Regions from separate parts of the Homo sapiens genome. Here all the other regions are linked to region 2. A link is a loop called in an ENCODE intact Hi-C map of the cell type or tissue named here. Cell type or tissue: endothelial cell of umbilical vein. All regions are shown on one strand. Region 1 holds the start of LOC107984626 (a long non-coding RNA gene). Region 2 has its middle 260 kb from the start of LINC00460. Region 3 overlaps EFNB2 (ephrin B2).

Evidence for each region. Hi-C counts contacts between places; a loop is a spot of excess contacts. Peaks named below come from ENCODE experiments on the same cell type or tissue, not always from the same donor. Only the 100,000 strongest peaks of a DNase experiment are listed, where the experiment ranks them.
Region 1: a loop joins it to region 2, with 2.1 times the contacts of the local background. A loop is called at or near these places in 4 of 110 quality-filtered maps.
Region 3: a loop joins it to region 2, with 1.9 times the contacts of the local background. A loop is called at or near these places in 2 of 110 quality-filtered maps.

Annotation. Positions count from the first base shown.
Region 1 is chr13:106,367,935-106,375,934 of GRCh38, reverse strand. It overlaps LOC107984626 (a long non-coding RNA gene), which reads left to right and starts at 1,951. Exons shown (of 4, transcript XR_001750000.2): 1 at 1,951-2,136. RefSeq lists enhancers at 1,510-1,969, 2,370-2,429 and a silencer at 2,800-3,094. In endothelial cell of umbilical vein, no CTCF peak of the experiment used is centred here; DNase peaks (open chromatin) are centred at 1,734 and 3,064; H3K27ac peaks cover 2,128 bases.
Region 2 is chr13:106,112,735-106,120,734 of GRCh38, reverse strand. No RefSeq gene overlaps it. Among named protein-coding and RNA genes, the nearest start is that of LINC00460, 260 kb to the left of the region's middle. In endothelial cell of umbilical vein, no CTCF peak of the experiment used is centred here; a DNase peak (open chromatin) is centred at 3,564; H3K27ac peaks cover 1,235 bases.
Region 3 is chr13:106,492,648-106,500,647 of GRCh38, reverse strand. EFNB2 (ephrin B2) reads left to right here. Exons shown (of 5, transcript NM_004093.4): 3 at 4,808-4,900; 4 at 5,654-5,767; 5 at 7,220-8,000. The coding sequence ends at 7,608. Among named protein-coding and RNA genes, the nearest start is that of EFNB2, 39 kb to the left of the region's middle. RefSeq lists enhancers at 6,321-7,520, 7,668-8,000. In endothelial cell of umbilical vein, no CTCF peak of the experiment used is centred here; DNase peaks (open chromatin) are centred at 3,363 and 4,417; H3K27ac peaks cover 1,683 bases.

The DNA of each region.
Region 1 (8,000 bases), 260 kb before region 2:
CAGAGGTTGCACTGAGCTGAGATCGGGCCACCGCACTCCAGCCTGATTGACAGAGTGAGACCCCATCTGAAAAAGCAAAAAAGGAAAGGCAAATATGGCTGGGCGCGGTGGCTCACGCTTGGAATCCCAGCACTTTGGGAAGCCGAGGCGGGCGGATCACGAGGTCAGGAGATCGAGACCATCCTGGCCAACACGGTGAAACCCTGTCTCTACTAAAAATACAAAAAATTAGTCAGGTGTGGTAGCGGGCGCCTGTAGTCCCAGCTGCTCGGGAGGCCGAGGCAGGAGAATGGCGTGAACCCGGGAGGCGGAGCTTGCAGTGAGCCGAGATCGCGCCACTGCTCTCCAGGCTGGGTGAAAGAGCGAGACTCCATCTCAAAAAAAAAAAGAAAGGCACATGGCGGGTGTTGGTCTCCCTAATGAATTCATTTGCCTTTTGTTGGTTCCTGAAGACAGAGAGAGAGAGACAGAGGCCACACAGAGAAAACTGGGAAGGGCGAAGGCTGCGTGTCCCCTGCTCAACCTCCCTGCGTCCGGAGGGAGCGGAATCGGGAATCTCTTAGCGAAAGGCAGGACCCGCAGGACTGGCTCACAGGGCTGGGGCTGGAGGGGACTTGGTGAATGACTGCTCTCTGAATTCCCTCCCTGCTTGAACTCGGGCCCTCCTCTCCTCTTCGCGTCTCCCAGGGAAAGCAGTACCCCGTGGAAAGGGAGAGCGCCTCTGCTATGCGCGCACAGGGACTCACCGAGGCACATAGCGTCCTGGCATGGAGAGGCGAGCGCTGGGGTCCGGCCTGCTGGAAAGGAAGAAGAATGGAGAAGAAGGAGGAAAGTCCAAGGAGAAGCCTCACCCGCATAGCTCATTTTGGGAAAGCTGGCCTGCCCTGCCACAAAGAGGTGCTGGGGAAGTGTGTCAGCTGAGGGGCCCTTAGGGAGACCTCTGGTCCCCGAATGAGCCTCTCAGCCGACTCCTCCTTAGCTTGTTGCTGATCCTGTCCCAGGATTAACATAGACCAGGGTCTCTCAACCTCAGTGCAATGGACATTCTGGGCCAGGTAATGCTGTGCCGTGCGGGCTGCCCCGGGCACTGTGCGAGGCACAGCGGCACCCTGGCTCTACCCGGGAGATGTCATGAGCACCGCTTCTCCCACAGTGACAACCAGAGGGGTCTCCAGACGTGGCCAAATGAGAAGCACTGATTAAGACCTATTCCTAGGCCAGGCATGGTGCCTCAAGCCTGTAATCCCAGCACTTGGGAGGCTGACATGGCAGAATCACTTGAGCCCATGAGTTCAAGAGCAGCCTGGGCAGAAGAGTGAGACCCTGTCTTTACAAAAATGTAAAAATTAGCTTGCTGTGGTGACATGTGCCTGAAATCCCAGCTACTTGGTCAGCTGAGGCTGGAGGATTGCTTGAGCTCCAGAGGTAGAAGCTGCAGTAAGCTATGATTGCATCATTGCACTCCAGCCTGGGGAACACAGTGAGACTCTGTCTCCAATGAAAAAAAAAAAAAACCAGAAACCAAAATCCAGCCAGAAAAGAGAATTATTGCTTCCTTTCTAGACCACATGAATGGACTTTTCTTATTTAAGATGTACGCAAAGCAACTATAACCATTCAAACCACTCTTCACTTACACAGGGAGAGGTTAAGGACTTTCAAAGAAAAGCAGATCAGACCCTGACGGCCCAGGGCTTCCTAAAGCAGCCTCCTGGGGCAGGGCCTACAGGTGAGCAGACATAAGGAGCCGTGGCCCAGAGAACACCCTCAAAGGGTGACTAACAGCCCCGGTTTGCCTGGGACTTTCCTGTGTTAGCCCTGGAAGTCCCTTTGTCCTGGGAAGCCCCTCTGCCTAGGGCACATGGGGACAGTGGTTAGTGGGTAGGCTCTGTGTTTGGCTGTCATTCAAGGTGGCTTTGGCTGCTTGCTTGTCATTCTGAGTGTGGGGACACACATGCTACCCTGGTTGTCAGCAGGTGAGAAGGGGGCTCTGATCAGCTTCTCACTGGATTTAGAGAAGAGCAGATGCCCCTGATCAGCTTCTCACTGGATTTAGAGAAGAGCAGATGTCCCAGACTTGTAGCTGCCATTGCCTCTCTCTTTCGGAAAATGAGAGTTGCTAAGAGGTGAGATCAGGTGAGCAGGGACCTGTTCTTGACTCTTGCTGAGACAGTGCCTGGTGTCTGTTCATGCTGGGACCCAGGGTGGCTTCCATAGGTACACAGGTCCACATGCGAGAACTGGTGGCAGGATGGGTAAGGAAGGCCAACTGTGTGTGTGCATGTTTATGTGTGTGTGTGTGAGATTCACACTAGAAAGCTGCTTTGCCACCTGCCACAGGTGAGGCTGTGACTCCTCCTTGCCCTCCATGTCACTGAAGCCGTGGTTGCAGAGGTCCCTCGGGGCTTGTGAACTGCTGCAAGCACTTCAAGTCTGGGGACCGTCTGTTTCCTGCCTGCTGTTTATGACCCAGAACATTGCCTCTAGAACTAGGCTGCACTTCAGTCCCGCTGGGAGCATGCTTGCCACTCATATCTTCCCTGCGCTATTTGCAGTTTTTGTTTGTCTTAAATATAAACTTTTCTTGGTTCTTTAAGTTTTAAAGAAAAGAAACTCTTCTCTTTCTTGAAGGAGAAAAGATTGATTTTTTTCCTCCTTAAATTATGTGGATAGAGATATGTCTGTACTTGATTAGTCTCATGTGTACCAAAATGTCATTACTTATAGGAGAGCCTGGGATTTTCAAGAATAGTAACATGGTAATTTGTCTTTCAAATACTGTTTTACTTATAGCAGCAATAACAGGAAATGTGTACTATTTTTCAGTGTTATAATCTGATTCACCCTTTGATATAAACAGCTTTATCTCATCTCATTGTTTATATCACATTCCTATTCCTCTGGAAAGAACAATATTTTTCTCTCTGAAAAGTAATATATTCTTGTCTAAGGATGGCTTAAATAAGTAACAGATGGTCCTTTTTGTGTGAGTGTCCCCTACCCCCACTCATTCCCAGCATTCGGTCAGACAGGAAAATCAGTATTTTTTTGGACATTACATGTGCCTGAACTTACAGGTTTGTCACCAACTTGATGTCTTTTATTTCTGTGATGGTGTTGTTACTCGGATAGTTTTAGAATATAGGCAATTGAGTAAATTTATTTGTGCTTGTCAAGTGGAATGTGCTTGAACAAATCTCTTTCCTGGTTCATAGTTACCCAGGTTAGTCATGGAAAAGATGGACTGGAATGCTCAGTGTGTGCCACATGGTCTTGGCTATAAAATAGAGTTCACTGTACACCAGGCTCTCACCATGCAACTTATTTATAACACAGTTCTATTGTTAAAATTCGTTCTGGGACCAGGACTAAATCTTTCTTGTCAAAAAATAAGGTTCATTCCTTGGCTTGGTTCAGGGGAAAGGCATACAATTAGAAGCCGGGACATCTCCTTTGCTGTCTTGCTAGCTGGGTGAGTTAAGGCAAGGGCACGTGGCCGCCTGGGTCTGTTTCCTGTCTGCAGGAGGAGGATGCCTAACTTACCACAAGGGCTATTGAGAATGTAACATGGGGTAATAGTTATGAAAGTGCTTTGAAAGTTCAAAAGCACCTAAAATAGCATTTTTTAAATATTAAAATCAAGCAATTAAATACGTTGCATAACAATAGACTCTTGTCTATAACATCATGGTTAATAGGTTGGCCTTGCTGTCAAATGAAATTCTTTGAAAAGATGTCTTTTCTTTGTAAGGGGAGCTTCAAGGAAAGAAACACAATATGCATAAGAGCCCTACTGCGAACTTGTAGAAACTGCCACTCTGATGGGGGGATTGGTGCTGATTCATTTTTGCGCTTGAGCATCAGAGTCCTTTGAGCCTAGTAGGCCCTTAAGTATATTTTAAACAAAAACATGATTATCGTTGTGGATAAGCTATTTGTGCTCTCCATTATCTATTTTTATAAGTGTGAAAAATGATCTTTTTTTCCCTACTAGACAGAAAGTCGAGAACATGATCCCTTATGTTGACATCTTCTCTATCTGCTTGTTTTTATGGTCTGCAAATGACATTTTTTGCATGCACCATTACAAAGTCTGTATGTGATTATTGTTGAAAATTTGGGCCAGGCGCAGTGGCTCATGCCTATAATCCTAGCACTTTGCAGGGCCGAGGGTGGCTGGATCCCTTTAGCCCAGGAGTTCAAGACCAGTCTTGGCAACATGGTGAAACCTTGTCTCTACCCAAAATACAAAAAGTAGCCAGTTTCATAACCTGATCTCAAAATAAATAAGTAAATAAATAGATTAAAATGTAAAATACAAGAAAAATTGAAAAATACAGATGTACAGAAAAGAAATAAGCACCCATTATCCTCCAGGTGTCCCATGGTCAGATCTCCCACATATATGGTAGCATAGAAAGGGGCAAGTCACATAACAATATTTATTATGATAGCAATTACATAAAGAAAATATATGTGTACATATTTATATGGATTCTGATGCATCTATATTTGTATGTGTATGTCTATGAATGGATAATAAACATATAGAAAGGATGCATTGGAATGCACAGATTAAATCTAGAGAGTAAGTAGACAGAGACATTCAGAGGAGAGAGGAATCCTTGCAGGCAGGAATATGTGGGAGCTTTATGGAGGAGGCTGCATTTGAGATGAGACTGGGAGGACTCGTACGACTTTGATAAGTACAGAGTGATCGGAAGCATCTTCCCATCAGAGCAGTAGATGAAGAAAGCGTGGTGTGAGGCCTCTGTGCAGTGTGTTTGAGGGTATATGAGTAGTCCGGTCTCTCAGTGCACTGTAGAGAGGTGAGAGAGCCTCTTGAAAACCTGGACTAGAGAGGCTGGAGGAATGGGAAAGCCAATTTCAAACAGTGGGAATCAACCTTTGAAAGCTTTGGGTGAGTGAAATAAAACATTACGATTTTTTGAAGACCAATCAGGTGCTGTTTAAGTAGAACGAATTAGAGTTAGTGGAGATGAGAGGTAGTAAGGAAAATAAGAAAAGGATTGATAATCTGGGTCTGAAATGACTGATCACTGGAGAAAGATAAAGCCACTGGAAGTGGAATGGAAGACATTCTGAAGAAGTCATCACACTTGGTGCCCGATAAGAAAGAGGTACACAGAAGAAGAAAGGACCTAAGGTGTGAGCTACAGCATCTTAAGTCTAAAGGACCATTTGAGGTGCTGTTGCTATTGCCAGAAGCAGGGAAGACAGAAGCTATATTCTATATAAAAAATGTATTATATTTTTTACTGGAAAAGATCTAAATGTCAGGAGTTGGTATGTGGTTTAAATTGTCAAGATTTTAGACTGCTGCTTCTTGGAAGTGTGATATAAAATGCTGTAATGTGGTATGTTGCTGCAAATTAGGTTTATTGATTTGGTATTGTCAAGAAATATAACACCTCAAAAATAGGCAGACTGGGGAAAAGGATACCCCACTGGCAAGTGTGGGTGCCACTGTATGATTTTCTAGCACCAAAACGCACGACAAGCTAGCAGTGTTGGTGCTGGTGCAGATTACATGGAAAGCACCCTGTTGTTTTTCCAAGCCCATTGGCTGGGAAATTTATGTCCACCTGCCGTCTGCACCTTGACACTGGCCATTTATAAGGCATATGGCGGTTCTTCATGGCACGTGGGAGAATAGATGACCCTCTCTATTTTTTTTTTTTTGACAAATGGGTTTCACAGGTATATAATAAGATCTTGATTTACTTTTTTAAGGAAAAAGAGGATAATAATAAGAGGCTGTGATTTGAGGGTGAGAAACAAAAGGGCAGCTCCAGGGAGGGTAAGGCAGGAAAGACCAAGAAGAGAGATCTCGAAATCTACTGGCTTCCTGCAGTGCTTGTGGCTTATTGTTCCTGGCCCAACAGAATCTTCAGACTAACACAGCTGTCCTTTCATGGCAGGAGATATTTGAGAATCTGGTGGGAAATTTTGTTTTTTAGTACACTCAGGTTGTTTGCGGCAGCTTGCTTACATTTTTCTGTCACTTATGTAGCTGAGATAATGTGAAATATTTTTTATCAATTAAATTAATATATACTATGAAACAGATACAAATTTAACATGTTTAACAATGAAGTATAGCTTTAAAATATCTTTTAAAAATCACAAGTTAGAATAGTTGTGATCACAATCAGAAGTATTTTTTTTTTACAGTAAGAATAACTAATATATTTATTGCTATTATCATCTTTTTCTGAACAAAGTTATTGGACCTTTAAGAATTATACTTTAAAATCATTAATTATACTTAAAATCATTAAGATGAAAGTTGATTTCTTATCTTTTGGTATGAATAAAGAGAGTATTTCTGGAATTGTAAGCAGAAGTAGGCAAGGAATATATTTCAATTTTTAAAGTATTTTGTATGATTTTTATCAGTTACCAAAAAGCTTGTGGTTTTGTTATTAACCAGTTCTGTTATTTCATTTATACACGATAGTAACATTCTGAAATTGTACCTGCAACAAGCCATAATTGACAACCTTAAGACCCATTAGCGGCATTACTGGATAAGAAACAAAAGTTGCTTTGAGTCCTCAGCTCTCAGCGGTGCTCGGTTTCCTTTCCTCTAAGCCTGAGGATTGGCAAATCTTCAGCCTGACTTAGAGAGATACTCTTCCCACAGCTATTCCCTTCAAAGCCCATTCTTAGCAGAGCTTCTGTCATCCGGAATTCTTCCTCTAAGAGCCCACATGCTCTCTTTTCAGGTTTTCTTTTTCTTTTTCCCTGTATTGAGTCGACTCTCAATTGGTGGCTTGAGAAAATACCAAAGATCTTTTTTGCCCTTGCTGCAACTGGATCATGAACACTGACTTTCCACGTAAAAACCAGCTGTGTGTGCATGAGTTTGTGGGGCAGGCTCTGCAGGGTGAGTCGCCGTTGCTGATAGAAGGAATGTGTAGGTGGGGAAAATCCAAGGGAGCGGTCCCCCCTTTTCAGAAATTGTCCTTGTTGTTGACCTTCACCTCTCTGGGAGGGGCCTGAAGAACCTAGGTCTCCAGGTGACCCCTCCGGAGATGACAGGCTACACGGTTTGGCACAGAGTAGAAAAGAGGTCTCTGATGGATGGTTGTCATAAACACCCACCTTTGAGCTTCAGAATACTATGCCTTGGAAGGAAAATAACTTCGGTTTTGGATGTCAATCAGAAGAGACAGCCAGAGACCCTTACTGTATCTGCATTATTTTCTACTGACCAGTCCATTTGCCGCCCTGCCCAAAGACAGTCACAGCGTTTAGTGAGACGAATGCCTTAGAATTCAGACAATCCTGGTAACATGCAAGAAAGCTTCTTAAATAAAATAATCTCTAATGTGACACGCACCGATAGTCACAGAAAGTGGAAAGGACTTTTCCCCACCATGTTTCAAGGTTGTCATCTGCCATTTGCTTAACTCTTTGAAAGATATTCAGATCTTGCTCATGTACATTTCAGCCTGCTATCATTGCCTATTTATGGAAAACATTTAGTATAAGAGGATTAATATGTACTTGTTTTAATTACATGCTAAACCATGTGAATGTATACAGGATTACGCTCTAGATTCTGAATAGATAAAGGATAAACTAAAATTATTCCCATTAATCCAAGGTCCTAACCCAGAGTTATCACAGCTAACGGAATGTGTTTGGCATTCCCAGTCATTCATCAGTGGGTAGAACCACCATTAAATTCACTAGTAGCTCTAGTTTTAAGCTACAAATTAAATTAGGTTCAAACTAATTGGGCATACAGCCTTTTTAAAAATTCACATTTCCTTGTTGTTGATAATTAATTGTCTTCCTAAGGATCAAAATAACAATATCATTCATTTGCAATGGTTTCCCTCCTTTAAATAAATGATTTTCTAATATAGCTCAAACAACTTTAATTTCTTAGCTTTTACACTGTTTTCCAAATAAATGCTGGGAAGTTCCCTGCATCCCTGAATGTTAAGAAGCAACGATGTAATCCCAGA
Region 2 (8,000 bases):
ATGGTGAAAAGCCTGGAGTAGGTGGAAAAGATATTGAACCATCTCCAGCACCAGGGGAGAGCCATTGAGGGGTGATAAATAGGGTGGCAGCATGGGTGCATTGCATGCTACGCCCTTCACACAGTCGTGTGGAGTATAGCTTGGAACTAGGACAGTCAGGACCAGTTAATTGACTGGAACAGGTCAGACATGATGAGATGGTTGAGGATGTTTGAAGACATTTTGAAGGTAGAAATGACAGGCCTTTTACAAATTCACTGTGATGAGTGAGGAAGAGGGGACAGTCAGAAACAATGCTGATGTTTTTGGCTTAAGATGCTGAGTGGATACTGGTGTCTTCATGTGAAATAAGAAATCCATGCTGAGAAAGATGGTGAATTTAGGTTTGGGCTTGGCAGTGCTACCTGTGGGTCATCTGGTCAGGAAGAGAAGAAGTTCTGGGGAAGGGAAGGACACTGTGGTTGACCTTGAGAATGCTCAGGGTAATTGAATACATGTAAAAGGAAGGAGATTCCGTGTCAGGAATCTTAGGAACACCAAAACTCAAGGAGCAGGCAGGCCAGGCGGGGCCATGCAGGAAACTGAGGACTGATAGGAAAAAAAAAAGGCAATCGAAAAGCTGGCCAGGTGCAGTGGCACACACCTGTAATCCCTACACTTTGGGAGGCTGAGGTGGGAGGATTGCTTGAGCCCTGGAGTTTGAGACCAGCCTAGGAAACATAGTGAGAACCTGACTTTACAAAAAATAAAAATAATTGGCCAGCAGTGGTGTCATGCACTTGTGCTCCCAGCTACCTGGGAGGCTGATGTGGGAGGATTGCTTCAGCCCAGAAGGTTGAGTCTACAGTAAGCTGCGATTGCTCCACTGCACTCCGGCCCAAGTGACAGAGCAAGACCCTGTCTCAAAGAAAAAAAAAAAAAAAAAAGGAAAGAAAAAAAATAGTGTCAGGGGTTCTGGTTAAGGCAGTTTCAGGAGTGGTATTCTCATCAGTGTCAAAGAAAGATAGTAGGTAACTTTCTTAGAGCCATTGGGTTGGGCTACATAGAGGTCACTGGGAATCCCTAAAAAAAGGATGGTGGCAGGGCCTGTCAGAAGGCAGTGGGATAAGGAGACTCTTGGGAGGGTGAGGATGTGAGGCAGGGAGTGCAGCGAGCTCTTTAAGAAGCCTTGTCCTAAAATGGAGAGTGCTAGAGGGGAAAATGCTGATGTTTAAAGCTGGGATTAGAGTGGGCATGATTATCTGTTGAGCACGCAAGGCAGGTAGTGTTTTATGATTTCCTCTGAGCATTTATGGTTGCTGATATTGTTATTTTTGATAGATTATAATTGTTACCAAGACTGTATTGAACCATCAACCTCTGGTAGACACAATACCAAAAGCACGAAAGGATGTAGACTTGGTTGAAAACATTCAACATTTCAGTTTCTTTAAAACAAAAGGGACATTCCTCCCTCGGGTGTGAAAGTAGTTCATGGTTGCAGACAAGCAGCTGAGCAATGTGTGGGTGCAGTTTGTTTTGCGTGGGGGAACACAGAGAGACAAAGAGGTCAGCTCTGAATTGCACTGCAGGCGGCAAAATGGAAAGGACGTCATTTTAAAACCGGCAAATGAACAGAATGAAAAGCAGGAGCGCAGCCCAGAGAGCAACTTCCTGCCTTGGCATGCTAAAAACTTTTAATTATAAACGTTTGCTCGGCTGTGGGAATGCTGTCAGATAGGAGGTTCAGCGGAAGCATCTTCACCTTAAGTGAAAGAGAAGTGGGCTTTGCAGTCATGTGCTCAACGTGCACACGTTAAAGAGAATGTTGCGTGGTCCTCTGCAGTGTATTTTTTTGCCAACCATTCTATAAGGCTATGCTGTTCATTATGTTCATTAGATCCGTTAATATTCTTCTACTGATTTTTCAGATTCTAGTTAATAATGCAATGTTCTTCCTAACCCAGTAACTTTTCAGACTTAACAGAAGCCATTGACGAGTTTGACACATAAAAATCAGCAAAAATGTTGATTGAAACTTAAATATGTTCATTAGAATATGGAATAAAAAAGAGGAGAAGCAATCAGACATGATAACATGAATGCACACATACTTTTTATTTGTATTTTTACTTGCATGATTTAATTAAAAGCCTTTAAAGCAAGCATCTATGGACTATTCAGATCTATACTCATTAAAAGTGTCCAGAGAATCAGCATTCATTTGCTGAGTGAGATTTAAATACTCCAAAGAAGAGAGTTAAGTCCAGGTTCTGGGGATGGATTTGGAAGCAGACTCAGAGTAATTCTTGCCCTGTTACTTATATTCTCTCTCTTAATTAGTTTATGGCTAAAATGGGCAAACCGCTACCTGCTTTACAAGGATGGTACAAAATGTAAATCAAAATGAATATTTGTGTGTTTCTTCTGAAGTGAGGGATGAAGTTTGCTTTTTTGTAAAGTATCGTTGCAGAAACACACTACAGAGACTGTTTCTTCATATCAATAGAGTTTAGGAATGTTGCTGGTGATTCATCATCCCACTAAGTTGGAAAATAATTATCTTTAAAAGTCTGGTTACAGACTTAAAGAAATGACTATTTAGACATATTGAATATAATTATTTCATTACATACAGTATCTTTTTAAAATTAGTTTGAGCCATCTGAAATTGTCATTTTCATAGGTCCAAAAAGTCAAATATTGGCAATTTCAGATGGTTCAACCTAATACAAAAGCTACATTCACCTAAGAAACAAACTACATTTCAAATCATAACATGCAAACAGAAGTGGCGGGTTTATGTGCATTCTCCTGCAAGGGATTGGCTTGAATTAGCTTTCTCTCAACATGGAGCTAAGGATTTTTCCTGTTGCTTTAAAATGCTTGACAGAATTTGTGTTAAATTATTGTGCAATCCCTTCATAAATTGGGAAGCGGTGCGGAATTTTTTCAGGTGGAGCTATAGGTAGATCTGGTGAACATATTTCGAATATACCAGCAAAGCTGGTTGAGTTAGTTGAGTTAGTTGAAACCCATGGTGATATTTATTTGTAAGTTGGAAATGGCTCTTAGAATGATGCCCATTTACAAAAAACAAAAACAAAAACAAACAAACAAAAAAGTGTTTGAAAAGCCTTATCTAAAGAGACACTGTCTCCTTTCAGAAATACTATTATCTTTTATTCATTAAATAGAACAAATCAAGTTCCAAATGCCATATTGAAATTGCTGTGCTTTTGTTGTTTTTTATTACAAGAATAAAAGGGTCTAGCCTCTCTTTCTCTTTTCCTTAGAGTGTTGTTTTATAAAGGAAGTCAGGCATTATTTTGTTTATAATTAAAGACTATGTACTAAAGCACAATTTGAATAAGCAACTTTAATTAATCAAGGGAAAAAAACCAACAACCTTCTACACCCATATTTCGGTTTCTAAGAATGAGTAAAAAGGGTTTTCTTTTTTCCCCTTTGAGGTTAGAAGCAGGTCAGGTCAGTAATTGGAGCTGGCTAGTCATCAGCTGGTTTGACCTGCTAGGCTAAAATTTTCTTTACTACAGGAAAGTGTAATCAGAAAACCAGATGTATCCTCATCCTGAGACTGGAACATAATGAAAAGCAGACAGTCCATTTATTTTCTCCAAGCCTTTCAGATTTTCATTCAGCCATTTGGGGCTTGACTTTGCACTGGACTGAGGAACTACAGTGGGAGGCATTATTTAACTGGATCACAATCCAGAGATGTCCAAATTGAGATTCAAATGCTTGCATTGTCTTGGATCTCCTATTTCCTTCAAAAGTTGATTGCTATTATGTGTTTTTGCCTGAAAACAAAGAATGAGCTACAGATTTCAAGTAAATAGCTAGGAGACTGTTCATTACAGGCTTATCCTGGTTATAAGAGCATTCTCCTGATTGTGTACCTGGGATTAAATGAGGAACAGAACAGCATACCCTTCTGAAGGTGGAGGAAGGGTTACATACAGTTTAAACAGGCATATTCCATATAACTCTTATTTTTATAACATAAACTACCTTATTCTGTATTCAACCCTGTAAATGTATTTGCCCTACTTTCATCCTAAAGCTTCTCAGGTGCTCCCTAGCCCCATTCCATTATTGAAATTCATACACATATCCCAGTTTTCATTAAAAAAGAAGTCACCTATGAACATACATGTGCATGTATCTTTGTAATAGAATGATTTATATTCCTTTGGGTACATACCCAGTAATGAGATTGCTGAGTCAAATGGTATTTCTGGTTCTAGATTTTAGAGGAAACACCACGCCATCTTCCACAATGGATGAACTAATTAACATTCCTACCAACAGTATAAAAATGTTTCTATTTCTTCACAACCTTGTCAGCGTCTGTTGTTTCTTGAGTTTTTAATAATTGCCATTCTGACTGGCATGAGATGGTATCTCATTTTGGTTTTGATTTGCATTTCTCTAATGACCAGTAATGTTGAGCTTTTTTTTTTTATATGTTTGTTGGTCGTGTGAATGTCTTCTTTTGAGAAGTGTCTGTTCATGTCCTTTGCCCACTTTTTAATGGGGTTGTTTGTGGTACATATGCATGATGGAATACTATGCAGCCATAAAAAGGAATGAGATCATGTCCTTTGCAGGGACATGGATGGAGCCAGAAGCCATTATCCTTAGCAAACTAAAGCAGGAACAGAAAACCAAACACTGTATGTTCTCACTTATAAGTGGGAGCTGAACAATGAGAACACATGGACACAGGTAGGGGAAAAATGCACACTGGGGCTTGTCGGGGGTAGGGTGTGGGGAGGGAGAGCATTAGGAAAAATAGGTAATGCATGCTGGGCTTAATACCTAGGTGATGGGTTGATAGGTGCAGCAAACCACCATAGCACACGTTTACCTAAGTAAAAAACCTCCACATCCTGCACGTGTACCGGAACTTAAAATATAAATAAAAATGTAAAAAGAGAAGTCACCTAAAAAGTAGTGGTTTTTAAACCCAATTTTTGTAGACATAATTGTGTAGATTATGATACTGTTGGAATGCTTTGAAGACAGGCTTGGACTGGTTTTGGACATTAAGTGGTCAAAGGCTCTCTAACTATAATAGTGACAAAATATTTATTGGAAACATAGATGAATAAAGAAAAAAATTCAATTAACAAAACTATTAGTCTTCTGATAGATGTTTTTAAGGACTGCAATTAAGGAGGAATCTTCACCACAAACTGCAGAAAAGACTGTTTAGACTTCTGAAGGGCCCTACCATGTAGAATAAAAGGGTCAATACTGTTCTTTTACCTCTTCTATGTAGTTTTCAAAGAAGTTAGGTCAGGAAATGATCTGGAAGAATCAAGATGCTTACGTACTTTATATACATATGAGTCAAAACTGGAATTATGCCTAGGGTACAGAAAAGAAACATTGCATTCTTTAGCTTCTGATTTTAATTCAGTGAAGGTGTTGAAGGAAATAAGGAATGTCTGGTAGAATATATTATTTTATGTGGCTTGGATATAGTTTAAAAGAATCAGGAGAGGGAGATGAGCTATAACAATCCAAATTAGGGATCCATAAAAATAGTTGTGGAAGACATGTATTTTCTGAATCATCCCAGTCAGACATTGCAAACCCTTAGTTATTGGAATGCTTTAAGCACGACAGATGAGTTTATTATTTGTACATACAGTAGATATGTGATCCTGAAAAGGTTGGTATAATTTATCTCACCTTTTCAAATGTCTAGTCCCAGGAATTGTTCCAGGAAATATAGAAAAGAAAAAACTGAGAAGGAGAGTTTAAAAACCTCCATTCTTATGTCCTATCTTGAGCCAAAAGGGTAGGTGCTTTTCCCAGATCCAAGATTGGAGAGGGAGATCTCCTCTCTGGCTGAAGTTATCTTCTTGGGATCATTTCAAATGTTAGTCACAAAATAAAATATTTTGTGCTGGATTTCATTGTAACAGTGTAGAATTTTATTCTATGAAGTTATTCTACTGTGAGAAAAAAATGGAAGTACTTTGGATCTGTGCTCCCTGTGTGACGTTTGGAACGAACGAAAGGAGAGAAGAAATGAGAGAGCCTGGCTGATAGATTTTTGGTGATGTCCATTCTTCTTCCTTCCTCCTGAGTGAATGCAGCATCTCCCACAGATACCCACTCTCCCAATCTGACGTTTCTCTTCTCAGCTTCCCTTCGTCTTTTGTTCTCTTTGATTTTTCTGTTTTCTCTTTTGAAATTCTCCCACCCCTGCCCCAATTTTTCCAAGGTTTAAAACCACTGACAGGTGGGAAGGAATGGGTAAGATTTCAGTAGCTGTGATTGGGAATCCCTTATGAACTTAAGAACTGCACGAGTAAATATGGTATGTCCCAGACAGACATTGAACTTAATATGTTTGGGCCTATCCTAAGGAATTAAAAAAGGAAGTCGACTATTTGCTAGAAGAGATTTCTCTATACTTTCTTTTTAAAAAAAATTTTATAATATATTTTATTGAAACCAATATATCTAAAATATTGTTATCATTCTATACTTTCTTACTTGAAACAGTGATTTGACTGCAGGTCATTTTGTTTTTTTGTCTTGTCAAAAGTATGTTAAGAAAAGGAGAGAAATGCAAGGATAGGAAAATAGCAAAAATGGCTATGAAAAAGGCCAAGACACTGGAATGAGCAACTCAAATAATTCTCATTTCTTGTAAGTCTTTTCCAGCCTTACTCTCTGTGCTGAATCATGACTTCTCTTGACTTGGCCTTGGGAAAAAATGGTCATATGATGAAATTTTTCTTTAATGCACTGACCAATTATGTTTCTCCTCACATAGTCATTCTTCCTCTCTCCCCTCTGGACGTAAACTCCACATATTTCCAATTTCTTTGTTTCTTTTTCACCCCCATCAACAAGGTGCCTGTTCTAGGTTCCATTCTCTCAAGATTCTGCTTCCTATGGTGACCACTAAAACCTGATGCAATGAATTCAGGGGAACATGGTCATAGAAAGTTGGATCTCTGATTCAAATCTAACCTTACAGAAAACTGACAATGGAGGGCTTCTTATGCCTTTGTCAAATAGTAGGGAAGACTGTCCTGTAACGTGTATGACTGTGATCGTCTTCAATTTTTTTTCCCAAAGGCAGAGTCTTGCTCTGTCACCCAGGCTGGAGAGCAGTGGCAAAATCTCAGCTGACTGCAACCTCCACCTCCCAGGTTCAAGCAGTTCTCCTGCCTCAGCCTCCCAAGTAACTGTCATTAAAGGCACGCACCACAATGCCTGGCTAATTTTTGTACTTTTAGTAGATATGGGGTTTCACCATGTTGCTCAGGCTGGTCTCAAACTCCTGGCCTCAGCCTCGCAAAGTGCTGGGATTAGAGGCGTGAGTCCCCATGCCTGGCCTTGTCTTCACATTTTACCCTGTAGACCACGAACTTGTGCTACCATGATTTTAATTCACCTTGTCCTTTTAACATTTTTATTTCTTCCTTTCTTAAATTTTTTTTTTTTTTTTACTACTTTCATCCCACTGACTAAAGCCCACTTTGTTGAAAGGACATAAAAAAAGACACCAAGTCATTTAAAAGGTTTTCTGTTTTTTTAATCTAAAACTGCATATTCTACTTAATGTAGAATTTAGATCTCTAAAATAAAACAAAATATGGCAGATATGTACATCATGCATTTTAAGTGGAAGCTAAACTATTTCTTAGAGAAAAAAATATATAAATTATGCTGAGAGCAAATCTAGGCAAGTCTTTCAAGATTTGCCTGTTTGAAAATGTAACAATGATCTTAAAACTGAATGTTTTATGTTAACTGCAAATAAATTTTAAATTCAGTCAGTCTGAGTCAGATTAATGTTCTTCTCCTTAAGGATGTAAGATTCATTCTTGGGATTTTGTTAAGTAATTAATTTTGATATCAGTGTATGGGTTTAGAATCAAACAATATCTTGGAAAAAGACGTATTACAAATTTAAAGAAGGACCAAGTAGAAATAAAAATGAGAAAAAAAAGAAGATTCAGTATTATAAT
Region 3 (8,000 bases), 380 kb before region 2:
GTAACTTGTGTCCAGTGCAGCTGTATGTAAGGGCAACGTTTTTATTCTGACGACTCTGTGGTTTTCATGACCCTGGATGCTTATCATGTCTCTCTGTTGGACTTCTTCAACGGAGTTGATACAAATACTTGCTTCCAAGTGTCCATCTGCCCTCTCCTCCATCCTGGCCCCATACAAATACGCTACATTTTTAAATAATTTGAAATACCCTCAATAGTATTTATATTTCCTGGTGCTTCATTCTTTCCATAAGAACTGTGATACCATTATTCTGTAGGATTTTTTTGTGCTTCCCCGTTTCACATCTCTGTGCCAGTGAGACCCATATATCGGTGCAAATCCAGAAGTTTGATTGTCCATCTGATTAGCACACTGTTAGCAATGTGGTGGACTAAACACAGCCAAGATGTGGGGCTGGAGCTTAGCCTCCTGGGAGCAGAGCGGTGAACATCAGATGAAGACATGTGAAAATGGAGTACTACTTCCTCTTCCTGGGGATGGGCTAAAAAGCACAGCCAGAAATATTCTTGCCCTTCCAGTCTGCTTTACAGTTACTCACTGGTTCTCTTTTTTTTCCTACTCAGATAACCAGTATACTCTTCCCAGTGACTAAGAACTGCAGATAAGTATAGGTGCAAATAGATGGCAAACCGCAGATGGCAGCTGTGTGGTTTCAGATGTGCTGCAGAACTTTTAGACGATGTGAACGCAAGGAACTTTTTTGCTGAGCAGTAATCTCTACCCACTGGAAATTAGGCCCTGGGGGGAACAATGTAGTGACTTCTATATACTTACTACATGCAGTTAGACCCCTGAAGCAAAAGCTTTTAAAAACAGGCTGTAAAATGCCCATGTATCTTTATTAAGCCTATTTTCCAACTGGATAGAGAAATTTTCTGGTAATTTTTAAATTTGTAAAGTCTATTTTTTTCCTGAGCCAAGGGAAAAAAAATATCTGGGCCCTAAAAGCTTAGTTATAACAATGTTATTTTTTCTATCTCTGAATGATTAAATGTGATTTCATTTATGTAGCAATACTATGATTGTGGCTGCATTAGATCACGCTGATAGAAAGATACAAAGAAAAACTAAGTATAATGAACTAACAATTTATTTTCACTCTTTCTCTAAGTTAAAAATTCCCAGTACATTCAAATGAACAATGAAAATAATTGCAGAATTGTCTCCTGAAATGGAAATAGATTTTTTTTCCCAAGCATTAGCAATTTCTTGTTATTTTTCAAAATCAGCCACTAAGCCTTTCAGAGCTTCTTGGTGACTATTGCAGGAGAAATCAGAATATTAATCTTGTGGTTTTATTTCAGAGTTCGCTGCCAGGAAGGAGGTATAATTGGGATAGGAGACTTTTTTTTTTTAGCTGTGTCACTGTTCAAGGAGGGGGGTTTGGAACCTCAGCATAAGAATTACACTCTGTGATGAGGATGTAGCAGGGGAGAAGAAAGGTGATTTTCACTATGGGAAGCTATACTTACATCAAGTATAAAATAGACTGAAGTCATTTTGAATTACGTTATACTTGTAAAGTTTACCTCCTGGAGTTTCAGTTAGTACCAGTGTACTAACTGGGTTAAAACAGTTCATGGCACCTTAGATCATTTCTAACTCATGGCAAAAATCTTTCCTGGTGGAACGTGTAACTGTATTTTAAATGCCCCTTTATAAGCAACCAAGTATTTGGGATGTTATTTTGATATTAGTAGTGAATTTTTCAGTATCTTCCAGTACCCTTTGCAAGTCACAGGTTGACTTAAAAGGAAAAGAAGCAAAATGCTGAATATAGCAGAAAAACTGTCTGCATTCAGACTGTTCAGCCCACTTTTGCTCCCCACGTGGCAAGCACACTCCCCCAAACAAGCAATAGCCTGTGGCTTCAGAGGAACCTACAAAGGCAGCATCTGTAGATTTTTCCTTCTTCAACTCTAAGACTTGAATGTTTCCCTCTTCCCCACACACTTTTTTTTTAAACCAAGAAATAAAAAAGTTTTCACTCTTAAAGGTGCAAAGCAGTTTCATTCTTATGCAACACAGCCTTCCTCCTACTGTCTTATAGTCTGTGGATGTTAAATTATAGATTCCAATTGAATTTTAATACTCTAGAGATTTTACATTTGTGGTTGTCAAGACCCCGTTTTGGTAAACCTAGGGAGCTCCGCACAAAAGCATTGATATTCAGAAAAGGCACTGACCTACAAATTAAAAGAAAAAAAAATCAAATAATGTGCACCTCTTGTGCTTCCAGTTTGACAAAGCAGAAGTCATCAGCAGTTTCTCCCTCTGCAGACGCAGTTCTCAATTCTATTTACAAGTAACTGCTCTACTGTGCCTGTTTTTCTCTTGCTGATACTCATTTAATTGTTTTTCTTTTGGATCTGAATCTTTGACTGTCTTTTCCCCCTCAAGATTAAAATAAATACATCTGTATTCCTCCCCTTTCTTTCTGTGCACTGCCCTTCAGATCTCATTTTGTCATTTTTCAGCTTAGTGTTGAAACTTTTAGCAACAAAAAGTCAGTTACTTACTTTGAGTAAGTAACTCAAAGTAAGTTAACTTTGAGTTTGAGTGCACTTTTGCGTGTAGGTTCATTTATGTGCTTGTGAATTTAAAAACATTGGGATTCCACCTGAATGAAGTAAACCAAACATTTTAAACTATCAGCCAGATAGAGACATCAGCCTTTCACTTCTTTCTATATGCAGACATATCCTAATTTTTTAGAAAAATCAAATAGGAAAATTCTCAACAATTAATTGAAGATTATAGCTCTGCTCTGAAATGGTCCAGAAATAGGATCTGCTCATAGAAACTCATAGTTTGAAGCCTCTGGGAGGAAAGGATACTTTAAAATTTAGTCACATATTTGGAGGAGGGAAAAGGGAAAGAGCAGAATGAAGAACTGAAAAAAATCACACACCGGGGCCTGTCGTGAGGTGGGGGACTGGGGGAGGGATAGCATTAGGAGATATACCTAATGTAAATGACGAGTTAACAGGCGCAGCCCACCAACATGGCACACGTATACATATGTAACAAACCTGCACGTTGTGCACATGTACCCTAGAACTTAAAGTATAATAAAAAAAAATTTTAATAGCCCCATTAAATAATTAAAAAGATTTTTTTTAGATTCACAGAAGTGTACAAAATTTTTAGGTTTTTTTTTTTTTAAGCTGTCTGCTGAATAGTTTCTTAATGGTCTACAATGTTTGTATCTACAAACAGATACTGTCTGCTTCTTACTACCCTTCCAAGACAAGTATTATTATGGCAATTATTGCCCAGTTTCCCGGGAAAAATTTATCCACAGTTACAGAAGAATGAGATGCAATTGTGAGACTGTAAAGTTTAAGCAAGCACTCAGAGAAGCACAGTGATATGTATGCACAGAAGAGGCAGTCTTTGTTTTGAGGAAAACAGTGAAAGTAAAGTTAATTCAAGACCACAAAGACAAGTAAATAAGTGCCTTATTTTTGTAGTTAATATAATTTCAGTGGAATGCATATTTCTACCATAAATGCATATAGAACTTGTTTGCTGACCTACTGTTTGGAAAACAAACAATCCCATTAGAAGAATGTCTTTGGGATTTATTTTTACCAGAAAATCAATCCTTTTTTCAGTCCCTTGCAAAGTACAGTGTTACAAGCCAAGACTTTGATAATCAGGTAGAAAATGGATTTAAATTGCAGAAATGTATATGAAACACTTTTGTTCCTTGCCCCTTGAACTTTAGGGGAATGAAAATGTCTAGCACTCTCCACCTTCTTTTCTCTCCTGGAACTTGAACTGTAATTCAAAGCCTGTTTCTCATTAAAGTACCTGGCAGCCTATCTCTTTACAGCTTGAGTTACAAAGCTATTCAGAGACCTCGCTGGTCTAAAGAGACAGAACAAGGATGTGTTTAAATAGAGCATAGGCTGTTGAAAAAAAAAATGCTGAAAATGGTAAAATGATTCTGTCCTTCCTTCCACTCCTCACTGCTGAGGTGGAGAGGGAATTCAGTTGGTGAACACCAGCAAGTGGCTGGTAAAAGTCCCCACTTTCTCTCCAGGGCTGCCACAGGACCCAGAATGAGTGGTGGGCATGTGTGTGAACCCTCTATTCAGCCAGAGTTTTCCCGCAACAGGTAGTTTGGTTGAAGAGGTTGACTAAGGTTGACATTGGCAGTAATAACACGTATGTTCTTCTGATTTACAAAACGATGGAGGAAAAAGGGGAGATTTTGAAGACCTGATTTCTGGTATACTTCTTAAGCATGCATAAGGCTGAAAAAAGAAGACAAGGGTTGTGGGAGGCTCCTGGTCTAGTGTTTACAGAACTTGGATGCTTGACAAACAGAGCGTCAAGCTAATTGTTCTTGAAGCAGGAAATCTGCAGTGGAGGAAGCAGGTGTGGGGGGATGATTACCACGTTTGGAAATGGCTGCATTAACTATTTTGCTCTTCTGAGTTTGGCCCCAAAAGAGTCCATAGACTTTTTGAAGGATGCCATCCCTTTTATTTATAGACTAACATTAAATCAGTCATTTGTGAAGGAAGGAGAAAGTGCCTAAATAAATTTGGAGTCAGATAGCATACGTGCGGCAGTGTTTCCGATATCCATTTCTCTTTATTTCTTTTTCTTTTTCTTTTTGGCTTTCAGCATCCCCATACTTTCAGAAAACTTGTGACTAAGAGTGAATTCTTATTTTTCAAATTGTTTTCAGACATTTCATGTTCATGTAAACTTGGCTTATTGATTTCCTGATTTTTCTTTATTTTTTTGTTTTGTCCATTTTATTTTTAATCAGCTACATCAAATGGGTCTTTGGAGGGCCTGGATAACCAGGAGGGAGGGGTGTGCCAGACAAGAGCCATGAAGATCCTCATGAAAGTTGGACAAGGTAAAGACCATCTGCTGCTTCATGACGCCACTGTGACCTGGTGTAGCCCCCAGCTAGTATGGTGCTAATGTTGCCGATGCCCACCTTCATTCGCTCTTCTTTTTAGTTTTCAAAGCAAACCCTTCTGCACTTTGAGCCACTGACAGATTTCCTCAAGTCAATGTACTAAGCTTTTATTGGAGATCTAAGAGTTAAGATCAGCAAGGTAGAATGTCTATTGCCATAGATAGATAGATAGATAGATAGATAATAGATAGATAGATAGATAGATAGATATTTCTTTTTAAAAAGCAAAACACTTTGGTTCAAAATCAAAATATCCAGAATGAAAACTAAAAGCTTGTGCAGTTTTGCTCATTTCTGAATCTTGACTACAGAAGAGTTTTGTTCATTGTGACTTTTCCAATATAGATAACCTATTGTGCAGAAAGAAATAATTATTCTTCTAATTAAAAATTGGTATAGTAGTCAATCAACTTGCTCAGTTAAATTGAAATGTCATCTGCAATGCTTTGCCTGCCAAATGCAAGAATCCCTATAGTTTCCACAGATGGCCTCACGTTCTAAACCTCTGAAATAACTAGTATAACCATTTTGTTTTAAAAGAAAAATTATATTCTTGTATTTCACAGTACTTTGCATAAAGACTCTTATGTTCATTGCTATTCATGCCTGTTGAAATATATATGCAGCTCCTAAAGCTAGATATTGTCAGATGTCTGTGCCGTAATTAATCATTTGTTTTTCATATAGATGCAAGTTCTGCTGGATCAACCAGGAATAAAGATCCAACAAGACGTCCAGAACTAGAAGCTGGTACAAATGGAAGAAGTTCGACAACAAGTCCCTTTGTAAAACCAAATCCAGGTATAACAGCATGATCTGTGTGTATGGAGGTCTGTGGGTACCACATTCTTAGTAGTATCTTAAAAGGTAGGGCAGAGTCTAAAGACTTCTAACCAGTTAGGATTAGCTGGAAGTTACAGTGATCAGGAATCTTTGCTGTCAGTGAGTCATTATTAATTACACTCAATAAGAACAAAATAACTCATTCCAATGAAAGTCATATATTCAAAGGAGTAGAGTTCATGAGCTGTAAGTGCCAGTTATTAGAACTACTCTGTCAGGCCAAAGGTTTCATTGGCTGACATTTTATCAAGCTGGTTGTCAACTCCAGCTTAAAGCTGATGTTAATGTATATGTAATTAATGTGCTAATCCCTCATCTAATTATATCTAAGCCACAGAGGGTTTAATTGATCCTCTTCTAAATTTTAAATGGTAACATTTTTAAATATTGCATAATAGTATTTTTTCAGGTGGTTATCGTTATTTTGTTTCACATTTTCCATGTAAAAGAAAATATTAAACAGGTCCCTGACAAAAGTGTAGAATACCAGATAAAATTGTCCGTCGTTGACCTTCGTTTTCTTAACAGTCTTGGAACAAATAGTTCTGTATTTGTTACCATGCTAATGAAGGTTTTATAGAGTAGCTGTTGAGCAGACATCAGCAGTTTTGTATTAGGATTGTTGTGTGCTTGCTTGGTCGTTGTGCAAATTTATCGTCTGCAGCAATATTCCATCCCTTTCCAAGAGTCAAGGAGGGAAGTTGTTATTTCTAACTTTCAATGACAAGATGTGTCAAATTCTTGTGACAAACTGATAAATGGATAATATAATGATGCCAGGCAGTTTTTTAGTGCTTAACATTTGGGCTGGCAGTCTGTTCGGTGTGAGAGTTTCTGCTGCCTTCCAAATATATTTTAAGTGTAAATCAAATAATACAGACGAGTTACGAGCTGAACATTTTCCCAGGCCCCCTCACTCCTTCCGCGTTCCCGAGCTGTTCTGTTCTGCCAGGAGGCAGGGCTCTTCTTTAGAAGGCAGGCCCTTTGAAGGTTTGCATGAAACTCCCTTTCTCAAAGGAGGCGGAAGAGCAATACCACATAAACGCTCACCGCTGACCTGGAGAATTGGCCACTTCCCTTTTTCTTCCCTGCCGCTGCCCCAGGCTGGCTGACACGGGTTAGAAGATGAAGCAAGATCAAGGGCTGGCTGTCACCGACAGTCTGTGCTCTTGCTGGATAATGATACAAAGGAAACCCTGTGGCTTGGGAGGGTAGGGAAGTCCCTCCTAGAGATACCTCTCATTTCCTTTTGCGTTGAGCTCTTAGACGAGGTATTGGCGAGGCAAAGTCCAGCTTCTAGTTAGTAATAAGCCTGGCTTATTTTTCACATTTTTAAGGGTCATAAAAGCAGTCCGTCTGCACTGGGACAGCAGTAACTATCTCTGACCTTTTCTGTCTCCGCGTCTGCAGGTTCTAGCACAGACGGCAACAGCGCCGGACATTCGGGGAACAACATCCTCGGTTCCGAAGTGGCCTTATTTGCAGGGATTGCTTCAGGATGCATCATCTTCATCGTCATCATCATCACGCTGGTGGTCCTCTTGCTGAAGTACCGGAGGAGACACAGGAAGCACTCGCCGCAGCACACGACCACGCTGTCGCTCAGCACACTGGCCACACCCAAGCGCAGCGGCAACAACAACGGCTCAGAGCCCAGTGACATTATCATCCCGCTAAGGACTGCGGACAGCGTCTTCTGCCCTCACTACGAGAAGGTCAGCGGGGACTACGGGCACCCGGTGTACATCGTCCAGGAGATGCCCCCGCAGAGCCCGGCGAACATTTACTACAAGGTCTGAGAGGGACCCTGGTGGTACCTGTGCTTTCCCAGAGGACACCTAATGTCCCGATGCCTCCCTTGAGGGTTTGAGAGCCCGCGTGCTGGAGAATTGACTGAAGCACAGCACCGGGGGAGAGGGACACTCCTCCTCGGAAGAGCCCGTCGCGCTGGACAGCTTACCTAGTCTTGTAGCATTCGGCCTTGGTGAACACACACGCTCCCTGGAAGCTGGAAGACTGTGCAGAAGACGCCCATTCGGACTGCTGTGCCGCGTCCCACGTCTCCTCCTCGAAGCCATGTGCTGCGGTCACTCAGGCCTCTGCAGAAGCCAAGGGAAGACAGTGGTTTGTGGACGAGAGGGCTGTGAGCATCCTGGCAGGTGCCCCAGGATGCCACGCCTGGAAGGGCCGG